2 separate regions of the Mus musculus genome follow, and region 2 is linked to region 1. A link is a loop called in an ENCODE intact Hi-C map of the cell type or tissue named here. Cell type or tissue: left cerebral cortex. All regions are shown on one strand. Each heading gives the region's core, and the rest is flanking DNA. Links, peaks and the distances in the headings are about the cores only.

Region 1 (5,370 bases), core at 270-5,269:
CAGTGACCCTACCTCAGCCCAGTTCAATACTGCAACTGGAAGTAAAATCGGAAGGAGGAATTCAGGGAAGTACAGGATTAGGGGAACATATCCCATATTAAATAGTTATATATATACACATCAGTTCCTATAGTTCTGTACAGAGCAGTGGCTTACCCCACCCCACAGGACGAGAAATGTGGGGAGAAGAGACTGGGTATTGAGGCCAGAGCCAGCCCCTGGTGAAGTGCAATAGCAGCAGCAAGGTCCTAATGGTGCACAGAGGGAGGGGAACACCCCCTCCCATCTCCCACCCCAACCCTGCCCTGGAATGTATTAAGGGACAGGAATGGTTCTCGGGAGCACGTACAGGAAGGGCATGGCTAGAACCATCTTTAGGATCCAGGCTTAGGGGCAATGTTGCCTATTTACCCTAAACAGCAACCCCTGGAAGAGAGCAGCCAGCCAGCAATGGTCTTACCTACCCTTCCAAACATAAGGAAGGAAGGGACTGCTTCCTTCCTACCTCTCCCCAGGGAAAAGGGAGGCAGCTGTTTGGCTTCCTTGTAGAAGTCCAGAGAGCCTTTTGTAGTGTTACTGTTGGTACCAGGCAGCGGTCAGGCACAGACTGCATCAAGGGGCTCAGGAGAAGTTCTGGACAGGATGGCTGACCTTCATACAAGCCCAATAAAGGGCCCGACCCAAACATAGAACAGCCAACAAAATGACAAATGCCCAGGCTGCGTAGATCCCTCCATATTGCTGTGCATGCTTCCATGTACCAAACTGACAGATGAGGAAGAAGAAAAAGATGAGGTTACTTTTGGTATCTACTATTTCAAAGTCCTAGAAACAGTAATGCAATGCAAACTTCTGTCTCTGTACCCCAATCACTTGTAACACCTTCAGGGGTCTTTCCAAGATCAGGTGGTTTAGTGCTTCCTTCCCTTAAGCAGTAAAGTACTCTGCCATCCCAGGCATCTGCCAGCATTTCTCACATCTACTGAGTGAACCAGGATTGCTGATAACTCATTTCTTTCTCCAGAGTGGGGACACTGTTTAGCTTCTTAGTTTATTAGTGAATTTTAACTTTAGTTCACCTCTACCTAAAAGTATACTCCCCCTACATCCTATCACCAGACTCATTTTAGGTTTTTATTTTATAAGGCAAGGGTCTCATGTTGGTACCCTGCACAGCCTCAAATCCTATAGTCAATGGCCTTGAAATTCTATGCTCCTGCCTCTACCTCCTAGGTACTGGGACCACAGGCTTGCACCGCCATGCTCAGTTCTGCTCAGTTTGTGTGGTGCTGGATGATCGTGTTCATGCAAGCTAGGCCAATACTTTTACCAGCTAAGCCACATTTGCAGCTGGCAACAACCTACTCCCTCATTTTGTATTATAGATGGGGTCTTGCTATGTAGCCTGGGCTACCTTAGAACTGCCTGTATTCTTTGATTACAGGGACAGAACCCAACACCAGCTCTCTCACCATTCTTTAAGGTATCACCTTCTCAAATCTTAGCCTGTGATGAGGCTGGTAAGAGGTTTGCATTGAGGCTACTCACAGCAAGGCCAGTGGCAGTGACTGCCAAGAGTAAACCAAGCAAGAAGCAGCAAATACATCTCTTCCTAGGATATCGTCTCCCAATAGATGACCTGTGGGGAGCCAATAGAAACTGATATTTGGAATAGCCCTGTTGATTTTATGCCACCCACCACCCAGTCACCAGTACAATCCCTAACCACTTACACTTTTCTGCAGTGAGGGCATCGTGCCAAGGTTCGGTCTGTGAATTCTGTCCACTATGGAAAAAGAAGAACAGCCATAGAAAGAAGGCTCTCCTCCATGAGAACCCGAAAGCAGGGGGGAGGAGGAAATTCTTTTCAGGATTTACTACTATTCCTAGTACTTGCCTCCTCCAGGGTTTCCCAATATCCCTCCTCACCAGAAACGTGTTCTTGCAATGTCCACAGATGACCCTGACACCCATTGGCTGTGGCTCTGGACTCAGAGGTCCTGGATGCACAGGCCCTAGGTTGATGATTCTTTTGCTATACAGGGGGAAAAGTATGTTTTTAAAATTCTTAGTTCTATTTGGATCTGATGACACACTGCATCCCAGCACTTAGGAGGTGTAGGCAGGATGACTAGACATTCAAGGTGCTACTACACAGGCCTTCCTGCCTCCACTTCTCAGGTGCTGGGATTGAACACAGGCATGCACCACCTTGCCCAGCTCTAGATTTTTGTTTGTTTTTTTGTTTGTTTGTTTCCCTATTGCTTTACAACTTTCCTTACATATGGCCTTCTCTTCTTAGGTCTCTTACCAGTAGGGCCGAGGGCAGGCAATCCGCTGAGAAGTCACTTTGCAGATAAGGAGACAATTACAGGGGCATCGGACATACTTCTTTCCTGGAGGTGCATTCTTGATGGGCTAGAGAACAATGAATAAAGGAACAATGGGCATTTCAGCAGAGAAGCCCATTATCCCAGTCCTCTGCAAGGACATTACTGAGAAAGAGAATCAGACATTTGAGATATACAAATGTTGCCAGCAGAGTAGAGTGTGCCTGTGAGACTGGGGCAGGAAGATTGCAGAGTCTGATGGGAACCCGGGTCATTGTGAGATCGTCTCAGAAAAGCAGAGAACCCCAAAATACAAAAATCAAAAGCAACTGCAACAACTGCCAGTGAGAACTACACTTCAGGTCCAGGAAAGATCAAAAAGTGAGAGCTTGGTGAACGTTATTTTTAGTGAGTGGCTTCTAAAGAAATGGCTGCTGCAAGATGCAGGAACTGAAAGTTTCATGAACAGGGTGTTGAACCAGAAAGAGGATCCAGGAAACAAGGCCCATTCTGCAGATAGTTATAACTCACAGTGGCTTCGTTGCAGACACCACATTTGACTACATGCTGATGCATCTTGCCTTCCACGTTGATCGGAGACTGACAGACGCGACAGGTAATCATGGGGGCACTCCCACTATCCGGGCTAGTCAAGGGTGAGTAGGGGGGTGGGTCCTCTCCAGGCAACACGGCTGGATGTCCCTCAGGGAACGGGGGAAATGCTACGAAGAGGAAGCAGATAAACCCAAAATCATCATTCGAACACTTCCCACGGATGCTCCACGGACGTGGGGAACCCTCTGAGTAAGCTCGATCCGCTGCTCACAAAAAAAGCGCTCAGATCAGTTTCCTCAAAACCCGCTTTCAGGCCAGGCTTAGGCAGTGATTGCGGACCGAGGATGCCTCGCCCCGTGACAGGTGCCACGGGGCCACACCTGGCGCGGAAGCAGGCTCCGCCCCCTGACCCGATCCGCCCCTAGGCCTGCGTGCACCTCAGACCTCCGGCTTACCCTGGGGCGGGGCATGTTTACCGGCTCCGTACGGAGGTGCGGAGGGCGTCAGGCCTCCACCGGGCCCGGTCGCGCTCCCGCCCGGGCCCGCTAAGCCGTTGCCACCAGCGCCGCCATCGCCGGCCTCGGAGAGCAGCGGGGAGCGCTCTCCGTCTGCCGCCATGGCGACTCCCGCTCGGTCAGCGACCAGCTCCCGCCGCCGCTGCCACCGCCGCCGCCGCCGTCGCTACCGGGTCCCTAAGGCGCCTGCGCGCCGCGTTCGCCCGCAGCCAGTGCCGCCCCGCTCACGTGACAGGCTGGCCCCGCCCCTCTGCGCTGTCATTCGTGGACCTGAAACAGTTCCCGGTTTGTAAGGGAGCGTCCCTTCTCCATTGGAGAGAGACGTGTCACGTCACTGTCACATGGTCTTCCCGTAGCTGCTGAGTCCGTAAACACTGCACGTGACTCGAAGTTGTGCGAGCGATTGGAAGTGGGGCGGTCGCGCTACCTCCGGCCCAGGTGGGCGGCTGCCCCGCACGCGTCACGTGCGCAGCCTGTCGCGTGAGTCGCTCCTCATTGGGCCCAAGTCTCCCGTGGGACGTAACCCTATTGGCCCAAATTTAGCGCCAGAACGTGAGGGCGGCTGCCTTCTGGCTGGCAGGGCTGGTATCCTGGGCCGCGGGAACCGCCCTAAAACCTGGACAAGAATCGAAAAGCCACCGGGAGCTTGAGGGCTTAGCACGCTTGTCTGACTTGGCACAAGGCCCCCGAGTAGTGGTGATGTGGTTGCGTATGCCTGTAAATGCAACACTTGGGGAGATGAGTTAGGAAAGGGAATTCCAGGGTAGCGGAGAGAAACACTGAACTACACAAGGAGGATCAGAATACAAGAGGGCGGGGCACTGGGAAGATGCGTTAGCGGTTAAGGGAACTTTCTGCTCTTTCAAAGGAGCCTAGTTTGAGTCCTAGGGCCGATGCTACCTGTAACTCTACCTCCTGGAGATTGTGCACCCGGCAGCTACATACACGTGGCTTAAGTGCGTGGGCACACACACATATATATAAAATAAAAACGTCCAAAGTTAAAAAAACAGAAGGTCACAGTGTAGGGCTGTAATCCCAGACTATGGAAGATGGAGACAGGAGGATCAGACATTCGGGTTTGGCTAAGAGTTTGAGACCAGCCTGAGCTATATGAAGACTGTCTAAAAGCCTAGTGCGCATGCTGAGTCTGAGGCTGGCTAAAGCAAGAGGATCATGAGTTTGAGTCCGATTTGACTCACAAACGGAAATGAGAGACTGTTCCTGTAGGATGGTTATGGTGATGCTATCTGGTGAACTTAATGGTAACCATGCTGGAAGCCCTAGGTTCCCTTTCAGCGCCTAAAAAAGATAATAATAATAATTTTTTTTTAATTCTGAAAATGTGCTGTACTACCACTGCTACATCCACAGTCTTTAGTTTTGAGACAAGATCCTGGCTTGGAATTTGGTGATTCTTCGCAAACCTCCCGGGTAATTGAGAATACAGGCATTTGCCTCTAAGCATAGCTGTAAAATTATAATTAATTCTACAAGTGTCTCTACAAGGGTTAAGGTTGGAACCAACCTGAAAGCCCCTCTCAAAGCATGTGTGCAAGTGCTGTCTACGGAAGCTGCCATGGGAGAAAAGCAACTAAAACCCCCTACAAATCACAATGGCCAGCCCAGCAAGAGTGGGTTCAATAGTGTGGCACTTCATCTCAAGGGTAACCTGCTGGACTTTAGGCCTGGGATGGTGTGCTTCTGTCAACCTTGTCAACTACTGTGGCTGGTGACGTCATGGGCCCTAGGAGAAAACCCACTGCTGCTGCCCTCCTAAAACACTAAAATTCTGAACAGCATTCTAAATAAATACCTATATATATGTATCCACACGTCTGCCTGCTCCCCCCCCTCACACACACACACACTCTCTCTCTCTCTCAAATACACCATTAAAGAAGCAGCCTTTCCTCAGAGCAGATGGAGGCCACTACAGTGATCCACAACTGATCTAAATACCTCCATTG
Region 2 (5,370 bases), core at 175-5,174, 960 kb after region 1:
CTGGCTGTCCTGGAACTCACTTTGTAGACCAGGCTGGCCTCAAACTCAGAAATCCGCCTGCCTCTGCCTCCTGAGTGCTGGGATTAAAGGCGTGCGCCACCACACCTGGCTTCCCTCAAAGTTAGTCTAGTCAGGACACCTCTGTTTATTTGGTTTGTTTCCATTTCCTGTTTCTATTCTAGAACAACCCCATTTCGCAACAGGAAATGTTAACCCCCCAAAACAGGAGGATGCCCATCAGAAAGGCAAGGGCACCTCAAGTCTACCTTCACACAGCCTAATGCCCAGCTGTAAGGGAAGGGGACCGAGACCCGGAAGAGGGCTGGGGGCAAGCTGATAAGATCACACCACAGGCTTTGTTAAAGGTCAAGGTTTTTAGAGTTGTTGGCACTGATAGACATCTGGTAGACCATTCAGGTTCAGCGCTCAGGTTCTGCACTTCAAGCCTATAAATTGCCCTGTACAATGAAAATGACAAGGTTAACAGTTGCGAATTACAGTACTAGATGGCCACTGGGACGGCACAGCTTGCCTTGACTGAAACAATGAAAGTGTTCTGCCTGACCTTTTTTTGTTTGAAGTTTGTGGGTTTCCTTAAACTTTAAAGATAAAAAAAGAAGTGTTTAAACTTTTATATAAGAGAAAAAAACAATTGACTGATTTCTCTGGGGGGGGGGGGAGGCTTCTTCACAGAGACAGAAAGTGACAGGTGGGACATAGGGTACCAAGGCTCTGGAGAAGCAGAGGCAGGTAAGTCTCTGAGTTTATCAAGGCTAGCCTGATCTACATAGTTCCAGGCTGGCCAGGGCTATACAGTGAGTCCCTGCGTAAAAAAAAAAAAAAAAAAAAAAAAAAAAAAAAAGTGACAGTATACATGTTGTAACACTAGGAATAGCACACAGGCACACACACACATGAGACAGAGAGAGAGCACTCCCAGGGAATTTCCATGCCTGGAGCTATTTTTCTGGAATTAGAGGAAAGGGGACTCTCATCACTTGCTAATTCACACAGAAGAGTAGCAACTCCACCCCCTTTACCCTCAGGTGGCCCCAAATCCTCTCTGAAAGGGTTCAGTTCAAGTATCAGCGCGGCCACCTGTAAGACTTAGGATAGGGTAGAGCGTAGGTAGAGCGTGTGGAAGGCTTATATTAAATGTCCTGACCGTGGCAGGACCAAATTGCCTCACACATAAATTAGCTGGGACGTAACTACCGTAGGTTGTTCCATTTGAGGTTAGATCAACCCCAGACATGAACTAAGAGTCCTCAGAGAGCTTGGATTAGTCACAGCATTGAAGAGAAAACTTCTCTGAGCTGGACCTGGCAGGGAGTCTGGAGTTTCTGGTTTGGAAGCTCAGGAAGGTGTAAGGCAGGGGAGGGGCCTCCAGATAGTGGGAGGGTTGGTGACTGGGGCTGAGCCCTCGTCTGCTATGCGGGTGAGAGCTGTGTAAACCCAGACAGTCCAGGGACAAGAAGGTTATCAGCAGTCCTGAAATTCACGAGAGGAAATACTCCACTTTGACCACTTCAACTGCTCCTGACTGCTTTTGCCTTTCTGAGGTCTCTACTTACCCTACAACCCAAAGATGGAGGTACTACTAGGAGTAAAAATCGGCTGCCTGCTTGCTCTTCTGGTTCTCACACTGGGCTGTGGCCTTACTCCCATCTACGTGAAATGGTTCCAGATGGATGCAGCTACAGGTACAGCCCCCACTCTGACTCTGTTCCTCAGACCGCCTTATCTCAGACCTTTCCTAGCATCTGGCTCTGTTCTCTCCCACCCCACCCCACAGATGTTGAGTGCCATCTGTTGCTCTTCATTCATTCCCATTTACCTCACTGCTAACTGGAGAGTAACCTCTGCTTTTTTATTAGGTCATCACCACAGGGTCCTCAGCCTCCTGGGCTGCACCTCTGCAGGTGTCTTCTTGGGAGCAGGGTTGATGCATATGACTGCTGAAGCTCTGGAGGGAATTGAGTCAGAAATTCAGAAATTCGTGGAACAGGTGGGTAGCCAAGAAATCCAGTGGCAGGGCTATGGGACCGGGATGACAGACAGAAGCTGGGGCCATCGGGAAAGCTCTGAGTGCAGCGCACCGGTGGGACAGCCGCTGTTGAGTAGACGTGGGGGGTGGGGGAGGTGGTGGGGTTGAGCATCTGAGGAAAGCTTGTTGGCTGAAAGGGCAGGACAAGAACTAGAGCTGCCTCAGACTCAGTCTAATTTCTGTTTCTGCCTTCCTAGAATAGTACAGGAAGTAAGGGAAATTCTTCTCGTGATGCTGCTTCTAGTTACGTAAGTATCTATCATTAGCCCCTGCCTGGAGATCGAGGCGAACCTGGGACTTTTCGTGCCCCTTTTGATATGTGAGGAATACCAGGACTCTCTACTCTCACTTCAAATAATGTCAAGAAAGACAGTGCCGACCTAATCTTTGTTTGTGGGCCCTCAGAAACAGCTCTTGCATCACTCCATCCTTCCTACCCTGGACCCTATGACAGAGGTCACATTATTTTCCTTTATTTCTAATCCAAGCGGCATTTTGTCCCTCAGCCCCTCTGGATCTCTCTCCTCCACGAGGCTCCTCTCGGGCTCCACCCCTTTTGGTCCTTGTACCATGTGGTCCCGGGTCCACTCTATGTCGTCTCCTTCTTTTCCTGGCTTATGGTACCTCTCTGTGTTCCTAGGTGGAGTATCCCTATGGAGAGCTCGTCATCTCCCTGGGCTTTTTCTTTGTCTTCCTTTTGGAGTCGCTGGCATTGCAGTGCTGTCACGGGGCTGCTGGAGGATCGACAGTACAGGAAGAGGAATGGGGAGGGACTCATGCCTTTGGATTCCACAAGCATCCAGCGGTACCCTCACCCTCACGGGGTCCCTTGCGCGCCCTGGTCCTTCTGCTCTCCCTGTCCTTTCATTCCGTGTTCGAAGGCCTGGCTGTGGGACTACAGGCCACAGTGGCGGCCACCATACAGCTCTGTGTCGCTGTGCTGGCTCATAAGGGGCTTGTGGTGTTCAGTGTGGGCCTGAGGCTGGGGAAGATCGGCACTGGACCACGATGGGCCACGTTCTGCATACTGTCACTAGCTCTCATGTCTCCTGTGGGCCTAGCCCTGGGGCTGACCGTGGCTGGAGGAGCCTCAGGACAAACACAGGGATTAGCCCAGGCTGTATTAGAGGGCATAGCCGCTGGCACGTTTTTATATGTCACCTTCCTAGAAATTTTGCCCCGGGAGCTGGCTTGTCCTGAGGCCCCTCTGGCCAAGTATAGCTGTGTGGCTGCTGGGTTTGCCTTCATGGCCCTTATTGCTTTGTGGGCCTGAGACATTTCTCACTGCTCTGATAGACCTACCTAGGATAACTACTTCTAAGGACACTCCCTCAATAACTTCGGTCCTCAGACATTATTTTCAGTGAGACTAAACACTTACTAGACACGGACTGACTCAGATTTCATACACGTGAGATCCTGTCCTTGCTCAGGACTTAGAAAGAATGTTTTGTTTGCATGCCTATTTAACTGGAAAATTGGTATCAAGACCATCACTCCAGATTTGTTATTGTGTGTAATAAAAGTCCCATTTTACCTGTTCCCTTCAACCTCATTGCAATTCTGCCTCTGATAGAGGAAAAGTGGGTGGGGTGGAACCAGTAGTCATTTTAGTGGCTATAGGCCATTCCCGCCCCCCAAAATCATAGACTGCTATAAACATCAACAACCCCTTATCCCCTTACCCATGATAGCTGAGAAACAGACCAGCATTTAGAGGAAGATAGACGTTTAGAAACAGAAACTAGGAGATAAATATTTTTCCTTCGCTAATTACCTTACCCCACGCTCAGTGCCTGTTGTCAGCCCCACCAAGTTCCTATTTTCACACTGAGTCTTGTGTAGCCTCCCTCTAGGATACTACTGCTATCCTCTGAGCTTCTCTGGCTGCCACAGGCTAAAGGATTAAAAACCTGTGTTTGCAGAAGGGGACCGGCGCCAGATAAATACCTAGTGTGATTATCTGAGGTGTAACCACCTAGTGACTTCCTTCTGTCTCCCTGACCAACTGCTACTAAAGATAGTGCAGAAGGCAGTTACTCCTGACAGACGGACTCTCTGCCCTCACCTGGCTGGAGGATCTCACACTTAGTGAAGAGTTGGGGAAGGACAAACGGGCTCTGCAGTTGGTTTGCCCCCACCAGTTTGCCCTTTCTTGTGATTTTCAATGTGATAGCCCAAATAGCCTTAGCATGAAAAAACTCCTGAAGTCATTCATGTCTCAATCTTCTTTCCTCTGTGTTCCCCTCCTGAAAAAGTAAGAAAGCTAAATCCAGTCTCCACACAACCAGGGATCAAGGAAAAAGCAAATGGGTGGGCAATGCTGGGAGGGAGAAGGGGGGTGGGGATATTTTCTGTGAAACACAGTCCGGTTGCTGTGTGCTCAGCATGAGTTGCACAGAGCAAGGTGCTCAGGAGAGCCTGGTGTGTGCCGATGGCACGGGCAGGGAACACCTGTGATGTGACAGGTGCTGCGCTGCTGTTTGTACACAGACTGCCTCACTGGCACAGCTCCAGCAGTGACATTATCCCCGTAGAAACCTAAGAAACCCGGCATCCAGAAAAGTTAAAGAACTTGATCTCCCAGCCAGTGGGGCCTCAAAGCTCATTTTCCTATCACTGTATAAAAAGCTCCGTGTAGAGTCTCTTCTTCCTTGTGCTTTCTCTTCCAAACGTCCATATGTGTTAGAATCCCAGATTAGAGCAGAGAGTGTAGGGCATAATTGAGGAAGCTGAATGGGAGGGTATTCAGTAAAGATGTGTGTGGGCAGGGTTTAGACAAAGCAAGAAGCATGCAATACCCTGAGCTGAGTAATAAGCATGCTGTTAGTAGAAACCAGAAAGGACCAGCCCTGAGAGTGGTGTCCTTCATCTACAGAGACCCAACCAGAAAGGTACTAGAATAATCTTATTTCCCTGCTCTGATTTGCTAATGATGTCTTAAGTAAAACCAAACAGAAGCCTGAGGATAGAAATGTAATGCTGTCTGGGCAGGGGTGGCGCACACCTTTGATCTCAGCACTCTGGAGGCAGAGGCAGGAGGATTTCTGAGTTCGAGGCCAGCCTGGTCTACAGAGTGAGTTCCAGGACAGCCAGGGCTACACAGAGAAACCCTGTCTCGGAAAAAAAAAAAAAAAAAAAAAAAAACCTGTAGTGCTCTATAGACTGGTCAACCTCCGGTGACACAGATCTGTCCTGCATGTCATCTATTACCTGCCATGTTTACCTTAGAATGATCCTGCCAGCACTCTGGCAGGATGCGTTGTACGAAAGCTTCAGAACTATGCCTGTCACAGGAATGTGCCTAAGACGGGAACCCGACG

The links. A loop is a pair of places that touch in the nucleus more often than their neighbours do. Peaks named below come from ENCODE experiments on the same cell type or tissue, not always from the same donor. Only the 100,000 strongest peaks of a DNase experiment are listed, where the experiment ranks them.
Region 2: a loop joins it to region 1, with 2.6 times the contacts of the local background. A loop is called at or near these places in 2 of 42 quality-filtered maps.

The regions. Positions count from the first base shown.
Region 1 is chr14:50,927,273-50,932,642 of GRCm38, forward strand. It overlaps Pip4p1 (phosphatidylinositol-4,5-bisphosphate 4-phosphatase 1), which reads right to left and starts at 3,577. Exons shown (of 7, transcript NM_001033271.5): 1 at 3,341-3,577; 2 at 2,862-3,052; 3 at 2,312-2,418; 4 at 1,930-2,035; 5 at 1,734-1,786; 6 at 1,549-1,639; 7 at 1-765. The coding sequence starts at 3,503. The coding sequence ends at 622. In left cerebral cortex, for the core only: no CTCF peak of the experiment used is centred there; DNase peaks (open chromatin) are centred at 2,930, 3,146 and 3,742; H3K4me3 peaks cover 1,958 bases; H3K27ac peaks cover 1,415 bases.
Region 2 is chr14:51,892,212-51,897,581 of GRCm38, forward strand. Slc39a2 (solute carrier family 39 (zinc transporter), member 2) reads left to right here and starts at 1,399. Exons shown (of 4, transcript NM_001039676.2): 1 at 1,399-1,703; 2 at 1,878-2,008; 3 at 2,245-2,295; 4 at 2,688-4,534. The coding sequence starts at 1,589. The coding sequence ends at 3,320. In left cerebral cortex, for the core only: no CTCF peak of the experiment used is centred there; DNase peaks (open chromatin) are centred at 2,305 and 4,730.